Linked DNA regions of Mus musculus: region 1 is linked to region 2. The links are chromatin loops, found by intact Hi-C in ENCODE. Cell type or tissue: left cerebral cortex. All regions are shown on one strand. Links, peaks and the distances in the headings refer to the core of each region. The heading gives the core; the rest is flanking DNA. Region 1 overlaps Syn3 (synapsin III). Region 2 overlaps Syn3 (synapsin III).

Region 1 (5,384 bases), core at 286-5,285, 82 kb after region 2:
TTGACTCTAGCTGCATATGTATCAAAATATGGCCTAGTCGGCCATCACTGGAAAGAGAGGCCCATTGGACACGCAAACTTTATATGCCCCAGTACAGGGGAATGCCAGGGCCAAAAAGGGGGAGTGGGTGGGTAGGGGAGTGGGGGTGGGTGGGTATGGGGGACTTTTGGTATAGCATTGGAAATGTAAATGAGCTAAATACCTAATAAAAAATGGAAAAAAAAAAACCTTCCTAGGAGGTAAGCAGGAAGCCTGACCCCCCATGTAGCTAGTTTCTTAGCATGCTGCTGTGGCTTTGAAATGAGCTGGATGCCTGCCTCTCTGGTACAGAAACAGGAAAACAAGTCTCCATTTGTAGGCCATGATTATGCTTCTGTTATCTCAAACAAGGAGTAGCCTGTTTGCCAATGGCCTGCCAGCTCCCCTTGCCAAAAAGTTAAGACCATAGAATGACTGCCCAGAACTGGGCATCATTATTGGTCAATGTCCTTCAGCTTTTAGCTGGTTGGCCAATAACCCTGGTCAGTAAACTACCTTATGGGTTTATCTTTATTTTAAAAAAAAAAAGTGTGTGCTTTGGCCATAGCAGGAAGAAACATTCCCTAAGCCTGGTCTTCCAGGGAGACATGATGGGAATTTACTGGACTAAAGTGAGCAGCTGGCCAACACTTGCTATAAAGTTTTTGAATGGTCTGAAACAATGCGGTGAGCTTCAAGTGTGCTCAAGCACCATGCTTCTGGGGAAGGTCTGAACCCCATTTCTGCATTCATCTCAAAGGGAAGATGGATTAGATGTGGAGGTATGCAGGTCTCAGTACCTGCACACCCCTGTACCCCGCAGTCTCCACTAATAGCCCCTTCACTGGCTCTTCAGCAAATGTTTCTTGTGCTAGGCCCTATGCTGGGTGGTATGTTATAGGGATGAGATAAGAAGAATGATGTCATCTGTTGAGTGCTTGTGATGAGCTAAGCGGTCTTCTGGTTTGTTGACATGTAGGGTCTTGAATCATGTTCAACTGCAGTGCTCAGTAACAGCCCAGCAACAAGCTACCTATATTCTGCCACGTGAGGGAAGTGAGGCATTGATTAATTTTCCAAAGGTCATTCAAGAAAGCGATGAGACTGAGATTGCAGCCTGAATTTTCAAACTTTCTATTGTATTGCCTCCCTAGTGAGACCATGGAGAAAAAAGGCAGTGAGTGAATTCATTTTCAACTGCAGCACAAGATACAACTGCTGCTAGGTCATTTGATTAAAAAAAAAAAAAAAAAGTCACCAAAGGTCTAAGGTTTCAAAACCATACATTGGCTCTGGTGGAACTGAATGATGCCCGGTGGCAAAGACCCATGGCTTGAAAGCAGGGAGAGCCCTTCCCCCTCTTTATAGTCACCTTTCCAGGACTAACCAGATTCACAAAAGAATTGCATGAATTCCTGCCTATAGAACTAGAAGGAACACCAAGGCAGTGGCCCATCTCCAGATTCTGACCTTTGTTCCACAAGTCATATGAGAACTGGTCACATGAGAGAGGGCATCTCCCCCACCTCCGCTGCAATTCAGTCGCTCCCTCCTAGACTCCACCTCTTTAAGCTTCCTTACCACATCCTAATAGAATATTCGGGGGGCCAAGCTACCTACCCATGAGCTTTTGGAAGACACAATCAAACTATATGAGCTCTGCATTTTTACCCTAGATAAATGGTGGGCACGGGCCACTTCTAGTGGCTCCGATGCTGTCCTGAAAGTGACCTGGGGAGGATCCACCCCAGTCTGGCAAGGCTCCATCCCACAGCACAGGGCACACTCATTCTGCTGAAGCTGTCAACAGTTGTGAGGTGGGAGCAAAGTACGCCTTGTTTTCTGCACCCTCTCTACTCTCCAGCTTCCAGAGCAATGGTGTCCACATACCTGCCTGCTACACACCCTCTGTCCCAGCACACACTGGGAGATGGCACCTTTGTCTCCTTTCCTCAGCTCCAGCTGAGACAGGAGGGGCCCACTTTAGATGTCCCGGAGTCAGCATATTCAAAGGAGATTTCCAGCGAAGTACAGAGAAGTCTTATCAGCAGGTGACAGCTTCGGGTTGAGAGGAGGACGGAGACTTTTATCTTTTTCCAGATTTCCTTTTATATTGCAGCCCTTGTTAGACCATACGTGTGTGATTTTTTTTTTCAACTACAAAAGTGTACTTTACGAAAGACAGATCAAAGTGGTTACAAAATTGCATTCCCTTGATCGCTTGAAAGCTGCTTTCCTGAAATGATGTTTTAAGGAAAAGACATAAGGATATGAGATTCTTTGCAATGAATTGTGTAACAGGAAAGCTCATGTTGAGCTGCGAAATAGCTCAGGCAGTAAAGGGCTTGCTTTGCAAGCGTGAGGAGCTGAGTTCAACCCCCAGGAGGCACTTTGAGGAAGAAGGAGGAGGAGGAGGGGGAAGAGAGAAGGGGAGGGGGAGGAAGAGGAGGAGGAGGAGGAGGAGGAGGAGGAGGAGGAGGAGGAGGAGGAGGAGGAGGAGGAGGAGAAGAAGAAGAAGAAGAAGAAGAAGAAGAAGAAGAAGAAGAAGAAGAAGAAGAAGAAGAAGAAGAAGAAGAAGAAGAAGAAGAAGAAGAAGAAGAAGAAGTCGCCAAGTATGGTAGTGTCTGTGTGTGATCTCAGTGCTAGCATGATCTGGAGACAGGCAAATCCCTGGACCTCTGGCCAGCTCAGCCTACTTGGTGAACTCCAGGCCACTGAGAGACTCTGCCTCAAAATAACAAGGTTGATGGCTTTTGAGAAAGGAAAACTGAAGCTGTCTACTGGCTTCCAAATGCAGAGAGAGAGAGAGAGAGAGAGAGAGAGAGAGAGAGAGAGAGAGAGAGAGAGAGAGAGAGAGAGAGAGAGAGAGAGAGAGCTCTAACCCCAATGTGATGATATTTACAAATGGGGCCTTTGAGAGGTTTAATTGATGTGCCATGGGTAGGACTCTTCTGCTGAGTCTAGCATTCATCTAAGAAGAGACACCAGTGAGCCTATTCCTACTCTCTTCATGTGAGGACCCGGCAAGACGGCAAGCCATCTATGCAAGCCAAGAAATGTGGTCACCTCCAGACATGACATCCTTGGTGTCAGACCTCCCAGCCCCTGGAGCCGTGAGAACAATCCTCTGCTGTTTTTGAATCTCAACATGCAAGGTCTGTTATGGCATGGCGACTGGAACGGACGAGAGAGCCTACAGTGAATGACAGCTGTCACTGGAGATCACGGCTGGGTTGACCCCACAGCGCCCCCTGGAGGAAGGATGGGCAAATACCACGTTGCTTGTACTGCAGGAATGGCTGGGATTCCTTTCCCGGTAGAGAAAGAAACTGGATGATGTCTGACCCAAATTGCTGTTTTTGTTGCTTAACAACACACACTGCCAGACATTGTCGTTTGCACTTTTAACCTCCTTCTGACTATAATTTTATTTCCTTGTCCATTTTGTCTTTTTCTCTCAGTCCTACCCGGCTTTAAATTTTATCATGGAAATTTTCAAGTATACACAAAAGAGGAGAAAATTGTCAGTCTTCAGCTTCCACCAGTGTTTATTCATGGTCAGTTTTGCTACACACACACACACACACACACACACACACACACACTTCCTCCCAAACACTAGATACTTTGTTTTTATTTTTTAAATCTGAGCTCTGAGAATCAGACAATTTCTCCTTCTAAAGTATGTGATTCCGTGTTGTTTTCCCCCCTTGGTGTATGCCCAGATAGCAGGCATGAGCACCCTGGAATCCACCCTCATGCTCCATCCCCATTAGAAGTCCCTGAAACCTCCCCCACCCCACCCCCACCACCCCTTCGCCTCGGGTCCTGGCAGCCACCCCTCCTCTTTCTGTCTCTATGGCTCGCTGGATGGTTTCAAAGCAAATCCCAGATAGCATGCCATTTTATCCAGAAATAGCCCCAAATGTATTTTTAACACATAAAGGCTTCTTTTTTGCTGTAACATAGCCGAATGCCATTATTACACCTAAAACTTAATAATCCTCAAACTAGCGTGCAATCAGTGTTCAATAGCTACCCTTTTTACTTGGATCTTTTGTTTTGTTGGTTTGTTGTTGCTGTTGTTGTTGTTGTTGATGATGATGATGATGTTTCAGTAAGAGTCCTGGTATGTAACCCTAACTGACCTGGTACTCACTGTGTAGCCCAGTTTGACCTCTAATTCTGCCTCAGCTTTGCAAGTGCTGCTCCACCATGTGAGTAGTGCCTTATCCTGGCTGAAGTCACACGAAGCCTGACTTTGCACAGCTAGTGTGACTATGGCAGCCCTTCTGACTCTGTTGTTACTGGGGCTTTCCCCTATGATATGTATTTATTGAGGGGGGGGAACAAGTACTTTTCCTATAGGATTTCCTCCATTCTGACTCCATCTGGTAGCAACCCACGGTGCTGTCACTATCTTCCCTGAGAGCTGGGAGGATAGATTCCAAGATGCCATGCAAGCCAGGTCCTAAGATGAAGAGAGAACGAACACTCCTTGAATGGGCAAGGACATTATCCTACATCACGCCTGGGGCAAAGCTGTGTCTGGGAGTTCTTTCTTCATGTGAAGCTGATGCATGAGTTCAGGTATTGTCTTCATGACCACTACCTTGGGAACTTCCTAGCGATTCTTCCCCAACAATCTGGGCATCTAGCACTGTTGCCTGGATACACTGTTGCTATGGGGTTTGCCCTCAACCCTCCATGTTATCAGAAAAGAACATTTCTTCATCCTTTTCAGAAAAATGATGTGTCTTAATTTCCTCCAAAAGTGGCAGCCACTTAATTTTACGTTGTGGATTGTTAATAATTCGATGTACTTAAATCTGTTGAATTCATTGTTCTTTCTGACACTCAAATGATCTGTCTTTGGTTCTAGGAGTCCTTTGTCCGGTAGATTCATGGTCTTGATGTGTGCTTCTTCTCTCTTCTCACTATGATGAGGTGTTCCTAGCTCAACACACATTTTCTACCTAAATCCTGGAATCAGCCATCCCTCAAGAAGCCTGGCTCTCCTTGGGATAAAAGCATTTTTGAGGACCATAATCAAAGTGCTAAGCATGTTCTTTGCTATTTTGATGGCCACTTCTTCTAGGTCTTTGGGGGGGGGGGGCATAGGAAAAAAACATCATAAATCTACACTGACATTTTGAATTCAAATTTTAGATAAGAGAGATTTAACTTACTTTGATTTTTTTCAAATTGTATTTATTTTGCATTTAGGGCTAGGATATGACTGGGTGGTGTAACACTTGGCAAACATGGGAGCAGGAATTGACAGAGGAAGGATGGGGAGAGGAAAGGAGGGAGGGATAGTAAGAGGGAGGGGAAGGGAGGATCTTGGCTCCGTATAATGCTGACAT
Region 2 (5,384 bases), core at 136-5,135:
AAATCAGTGGTAAACCCCACTCTGAAGATCTTGTCAAAGCCAATTATGTCTCAGAACTCCCACCTCCAAACACCTTCAGTGAATTAAACTTGCATCATCTTCATACCACACTGGAATGAAGCATGAACACGCCAGTCCCCAAGGGACACTCAAGCCACATACAAACCACAGCACTTGTGAGATCATACAAAATCCTCTTACCCAGAGGGAAGAAATCCTGGTGCTTGTACATCATCCATAGAACAACTACTTCCAAATAGCATATACTCGCCTCCTCTCAACAACCCCTGTACCCATTATATGGGTGGAATATACAGTTGGGTGTAAAGATGTTAGTTATTACCAGATAGCCACAAAGCAGCAGCGCTGGGCTGTCATTACAATGTACTTCTGCTGATGTAACACAATACTCGAGACTGGAATAGTTATCATTAAAGGCCAGGAGGTACCAATGGCACGATGTGGTTGTTATGGTTTGAATATGCGATGGCCCTCATAGCACAAGTCAGGACAGGACAGTGAGGGACAGGTGCTCACGACTTCAACTGTTCTGAAGGTTTCAGAGTCTTTACACGGTGGAAAGCTGTTTTCTGATTGCTTGCCATTCAAATGTCCCCACCATTGCTTGCAAAGCTGCTTACAATGACACTGTCAACTGTGGTGCTGCGTATGAGTAGTTCTCACTATTATGCAGAAGACTGAGACACGATGATCTCTTGAGTCCAAAAGTTCTTAGCTGTGGTGTGCTATATCAATAATATGTCCCTTACGTTCAGTATCAATATAGCAACCTCCCAGGTGCAAGGGGACTACCAGGTTGCCTGTAGAGGGATAAGCTGACCCACGTTGGAAATGGAGCAGGTCCAAGTTGTATATTTCCCCTACCATGGTGAACTAAAGCCTTATGAATTTGGAAGCAAATTAAACCTTTTCTCCTTTGTGTCTGTCAGGTAATTTTTTTTCTACAGCAGCATAGAAATAACTAATACAGTAATACAGTCAGTATTCAAAAAAATGCTTACCTCTTGCATTCCATGGGCCAAAACAGAAGGGATTGGGAGGGAATCGAGGAGAGAGCAAAGACATGCCTCTAATGAGCACCGATTCCAATCCTCAGTCGCACAAAGAGGAAAGTTACTCTGCAGATATTAAAGCTGTACTTCAGAGAGAGTCACCAGTTTTCTGAAGGTCACAAAACAAGCAAATATCAGCTAACATTTGACCTGGGCTAGTGAACATTGAACACATCTGTAAACCCACTTCCCACCTCTGACTATGCTCCACCACACACACACACACACACACACACACACACACACACACACACACACACACACACACATTTACTTCCTTCATCTCCCAACTATCCACCATGCTGTCCACCATGCATGAGCAACCTAAAATCCTCAGCCAGCACCTGACGACTCCTTCAGATACATGATCCTTCCATATCTTCCCCTGTTACTACCTGTGTCTTTGGTTGGAAAGAGAAATCTAGAGTTTTCTTATTAGGATTTTTTAAAATGACTTGCCCCCATGCTTTCTTTTTATCTTATATGTGTGCTTTTGATACTCAGTTCTGATGTTTGCTTTTTAATTGTAAATCATGATGAAACGTCATCAGATAACATGGCATGGACTCTTTGTCTGACATTTGCCATTGCTATAAAATTCTAGAGCCTAAGGGAATCCTCTTAACCTCCTTTCATTTTCTTGTTTCCAAAAGAAAGGGAATAAAATGTGTCTGGATTGCAGGGGTGGTGGGGAAATGGATGGAAAGGCAATATGATAACAGATGATTTCTAAGGGCCTGGCTAAAGGAAATCAGAAACTGTTTTGTACTGGTTGCACGGAAAACTCTTATGTCATTCTGAGAAAGGATAACATGTGTGTGTGTGTGTCTGTGTGTGTGTGTGTGTGTCTGTGTTTGTGTGTGTGTGTCTGTGTGCATGTCTGTACATATTTGTCTGTGTGTCTGTGTGTCTCTGTGTGTGGTGTGTATGTGTGTGTGTGTGTGTGTGTGCACATGACTTTGAGTGTGTGTGTCTGTCTTCTGTCTCTCTGGGTCTGTGTGTGTCTGTGTGTGTTTGTCTCTGTGTGTGTCTGTGTGTCTCTGTGTGTATGTGGTGTGTGTGTGTGCACATGTCTGTGAGTGTGTGTGTGTGTGTGTGTGTGTGTGTGTGTGTGTGGTAAGTTCAGAGAGCAAGGCACCCACAGAGGGAATTGCTTCAATATTGCCTCAGGAGCCTGGAGAAAAGACAAGCAAACCCTACTATAGGGTTGGCTTCTGAGAATCAAGCTCTTGTCCAGCATGGGCATTTTTAAACTGAAAATTTAGGAAATCGTATTTCTATGCCATCTAACCTGGGCAGAATCCCACCTTAGTGGAGACAACAGGGTGCCATGTTACAACAGACAGGGTTCTGGGGTGCTCTGGTCTGACTTCCTCCCTGCTAATAAGTAGGGTATGCCTCTAACTAAGTGTCTCCTCCCTCGTGGACTTATTTCTCAAATGTAAAATGAAGAGTTCTTGACGAGAAAGTCTCTGATGTAACTTCCTGCTCTGAGGTTCTGTCCATGTGCAAGAGATTTTTATGGTACGAATTCCGTCAGCCAGAGACTCTGCTTCTCAGACGTGAGTGGTTTTTCCCTCCACCCACTCAACAAGCACAACCTTTAGTCAAACCAGATTTGGGTATAAATTTCATTTACTTCTTGTTTGCATTGACAATTACATAATGCCTCAAAACTAAGCTCCCATGTTGTGGGATAATTAAAGCATAACAATTAGTCACTTGCTGGGAAGGTGTTCACATTCTGGACTCAGGCCCCTGGAAGGGCTGAAGCATGTATGGATCATGGGACAAAGACTGGGCATCTCTGTGCTTGACTTCGTAACTTCGAGGGATCTTTAAGTACCTGAGCTCTGACAAAGTCTATCCCCAAGCTGTGTGGCAATCCGATGATTATCTCTTTTGCATTGAGTTTGTGTAGGAGGAGGAGGTAGATACCAGAGGCCAGTTACCAAACAGACCCAACTGAATCTTCTTGATGACTACATGTATAGTAGATCAATTCCCCCTGTCATTATACAGCAGAGTCAAGATTCCAACCAGTTGTCTGGAATCTCAGTGTGCGTGCATTAATCCTTGACAATGTCTATGACTAATGCAGTAACCATGCAGTCTGATGAGCTGTACCCCCACTTCAGCACTATGAACACTTAGGGTAATTCTTTGGTGTTTCAGTGGTCATATCATTGGGTGTTTAGAAACATCCCTGGCCTCGTTCCATGATACGTCATTAGCCATTTCTTAAGACATTTCTCAAGGCATTGACAAATGTCATAGGTGAGTGGCATGGACGGAATCCAGCCAGAAGAGGCTGTTGTGTCTATAGTACCTTCCAAGGAGGCATTTTGAAGAGTAGAAGTGGTATCATTTAGGCAGTGACCATCCTCACTCAAAGTGTTTTCCTCCAGCCACCCAAGAAGCTCCCATAATGCTGGAGGGGCTGAGCTGAAGAAGCCAGCTCCACCCGGTCTTTCAGTCATCACTACTGGACCGAAGCTGAAATGAGGATGGTGACAAGGACAATAGGATGGTGATCTGGTGTCACTTGGGGGACTTACAGACCTCTTAGGACACAAAGAAAAACTTTTGGCCCTTCTCAGGTTTTTGGTAATTATCAGTTGGCTCCTCTTCTCTTGAATATTCTGCCATTAGGTCCCTTGTTCGGATGGTTACTCACCCTGCACATCACTGATGGCAGGTGCATCTGCTTCTTATACCCCCAACACAGAGGCTCTTCTACCAAAGGTGATGTGTTTTACCCACTCAGTGCCTCTAGGGAGATGCTGGGAAGGGAATCTCACTTTAGAATGCAGTCATCTTGTTGGCTTTTCCTGTTTTCCCATTTCTTGTCCTTATCCCTCTTGATATTGGCCATGACCCTGGCTTCTTTTCCATGGACACCCATGAAGGCTTGGATCCAGATGACGCTAAGTCTTCAGGAACTCACCTTTATTTCCATCATGAGCCAAAGCATTTTCCCCACTAAGGCTTCCCTCTCTAAGCAAGGCCACTAAAGGAGCTCCCTTAAGGTAGTAATGTGAGATGTGTACCAGAAAACAGTATGAGTGCTCTGGTTTAGATATAGATGGAGTGCCCTCCAGGATTGCAGTGTTAAAATTTCATCCCCACTGCCAATTGTTTTGAGAACAGAAACTTAATCAATTTTGGTAAGAGATGAGGCCTTTGGGAAGAGATTGGACTTTGGCAAAGTTATCATAATGGAGTTCTGGTGATTTTGAAAGAACAGAGCAAGATAGAGAAATATACATGCCTCTGTCTCTTGGCATAGTGTCCTGTGGCACAGCAGGATACATCTAGCAAGAAGACTATCACCACATGCAGCACCTCACTCTTGGACCAGAATTATGAAGCAAGATGAACCTGTTTTCTTTAAAAGGGTTTCATTGTAGCAGTGCAAATCAAACTAGAATGCTAATACTTGTGGTGGTAGTTTAGCCTCTCTCTTAAATGTTTGGCAGTGGCCTCTGTGCTTGATATAGATCATCTCATGTAATAATAAATCCCAGTCAGTCCAATGATACTTAGTAAAACATATAGCACAGTAATCCGGAATATTCTGAGTCAAAGGCACAGCTTACATCTTTCTATATACCTCTGTTTTCTCCTTCATTGGCATAATAGAGATCACAAGAATGGCTACCCTTAAAGTCATGGTGAGAACTGAGTCAATAAAGATGGATGGTGTTTGAAAGAGTGTCTGGCCCCTTAGCATATGTTCAATAAGTGATGGACTGTTGTCACAACCATTGAGGATAAATAGAGGGGTTTTAGACTGAGGCAGCCTTAGACAGGGACAACTCACACAGAGAATAGGGTGGGCGAGTAAGGCCTTGTACTCAAGAATATCTGATGCTTTAAGTTTCATGAAATCAAAGCCCACTGGTCAGGAGCCCCTTTCTCAACCTTCCCTCATGACTTCAGCTATGAATTCCTCATTCCCACAGAGTTTAGTGAGACACTTGGGAAAATATTTTTCCAAAATAAATGTCAAGTTATTATTTGTCTCAAACCACCCAATTCTATGGCCCATCCCTGTCTACTAATGTTACCGCCCCATCCTTATTTAGACTGAGGTTTTATAGCTGACCAGGGCTCCCACCAGGGCTTCCCTGTCCTACCATCTCCAGCCTGAGTCACCCTGTGATGTCACTGTCCTGCATTTGTCATGGTGGCTGCTGTGGTCTCAGAGATGACTATGGATGAGGCTGGCCCTGAGCCCAGATGTGACTTATTCTCATTGTGCATTGCTGCATTCCTCCCTTGTAGAGCATAGTCATAACAGGGCTACCT

What was found. Peaks named below come from ENCODE experiments on the same cell type or tissue, not always from the same donor. Only the 100,000 strongest peaks of a DNase experiment are listed, where the experiment ranks them.
Region 1: it touches region 2 in a loop (2.7-fold over the local background); 1 of 42 quality-filtered maps calls a loop at or near these places.

What each region holds. Positions count from the first base shown.
Region 1 is chr10:86,089,979-86,095,362 of GRCm38, reverse strand. All of the region lies in intron 7 of Syn3 (synapsin III), which reads left to right. Among named protein-coding and RNA genes, the nearest start is that of 4930486F22Rik, 3.2 kb to the left of the region's middle. In left cerebral cortex, for the core only: a CTCF peak has its summit at 3,279 (motif pointing left); DNase peaks (open chromatin) are centred at 412, 3,235 and 4,418.
Region 2 is chr10:86,171,332-86,176,715 of GRCm38, reverse strand. All of the region lies in intron 6 of Syn3 (synapsin III), which reads left to right. Gm35636 (a long non-coding RNA gene) reads right to left here. Exons shown (of 8, transcript XR_003949028.1): 3 at 1,023-1,139. Among named protein-coding and RNA genes, the nearest start is that of Gm35636, 12 kb to the right of the region's middle. In left cerebral cortex, for the core only: no CTCF peak of the experiment used is centred there; a DNase peak (open chromatin) is centred at 2,682.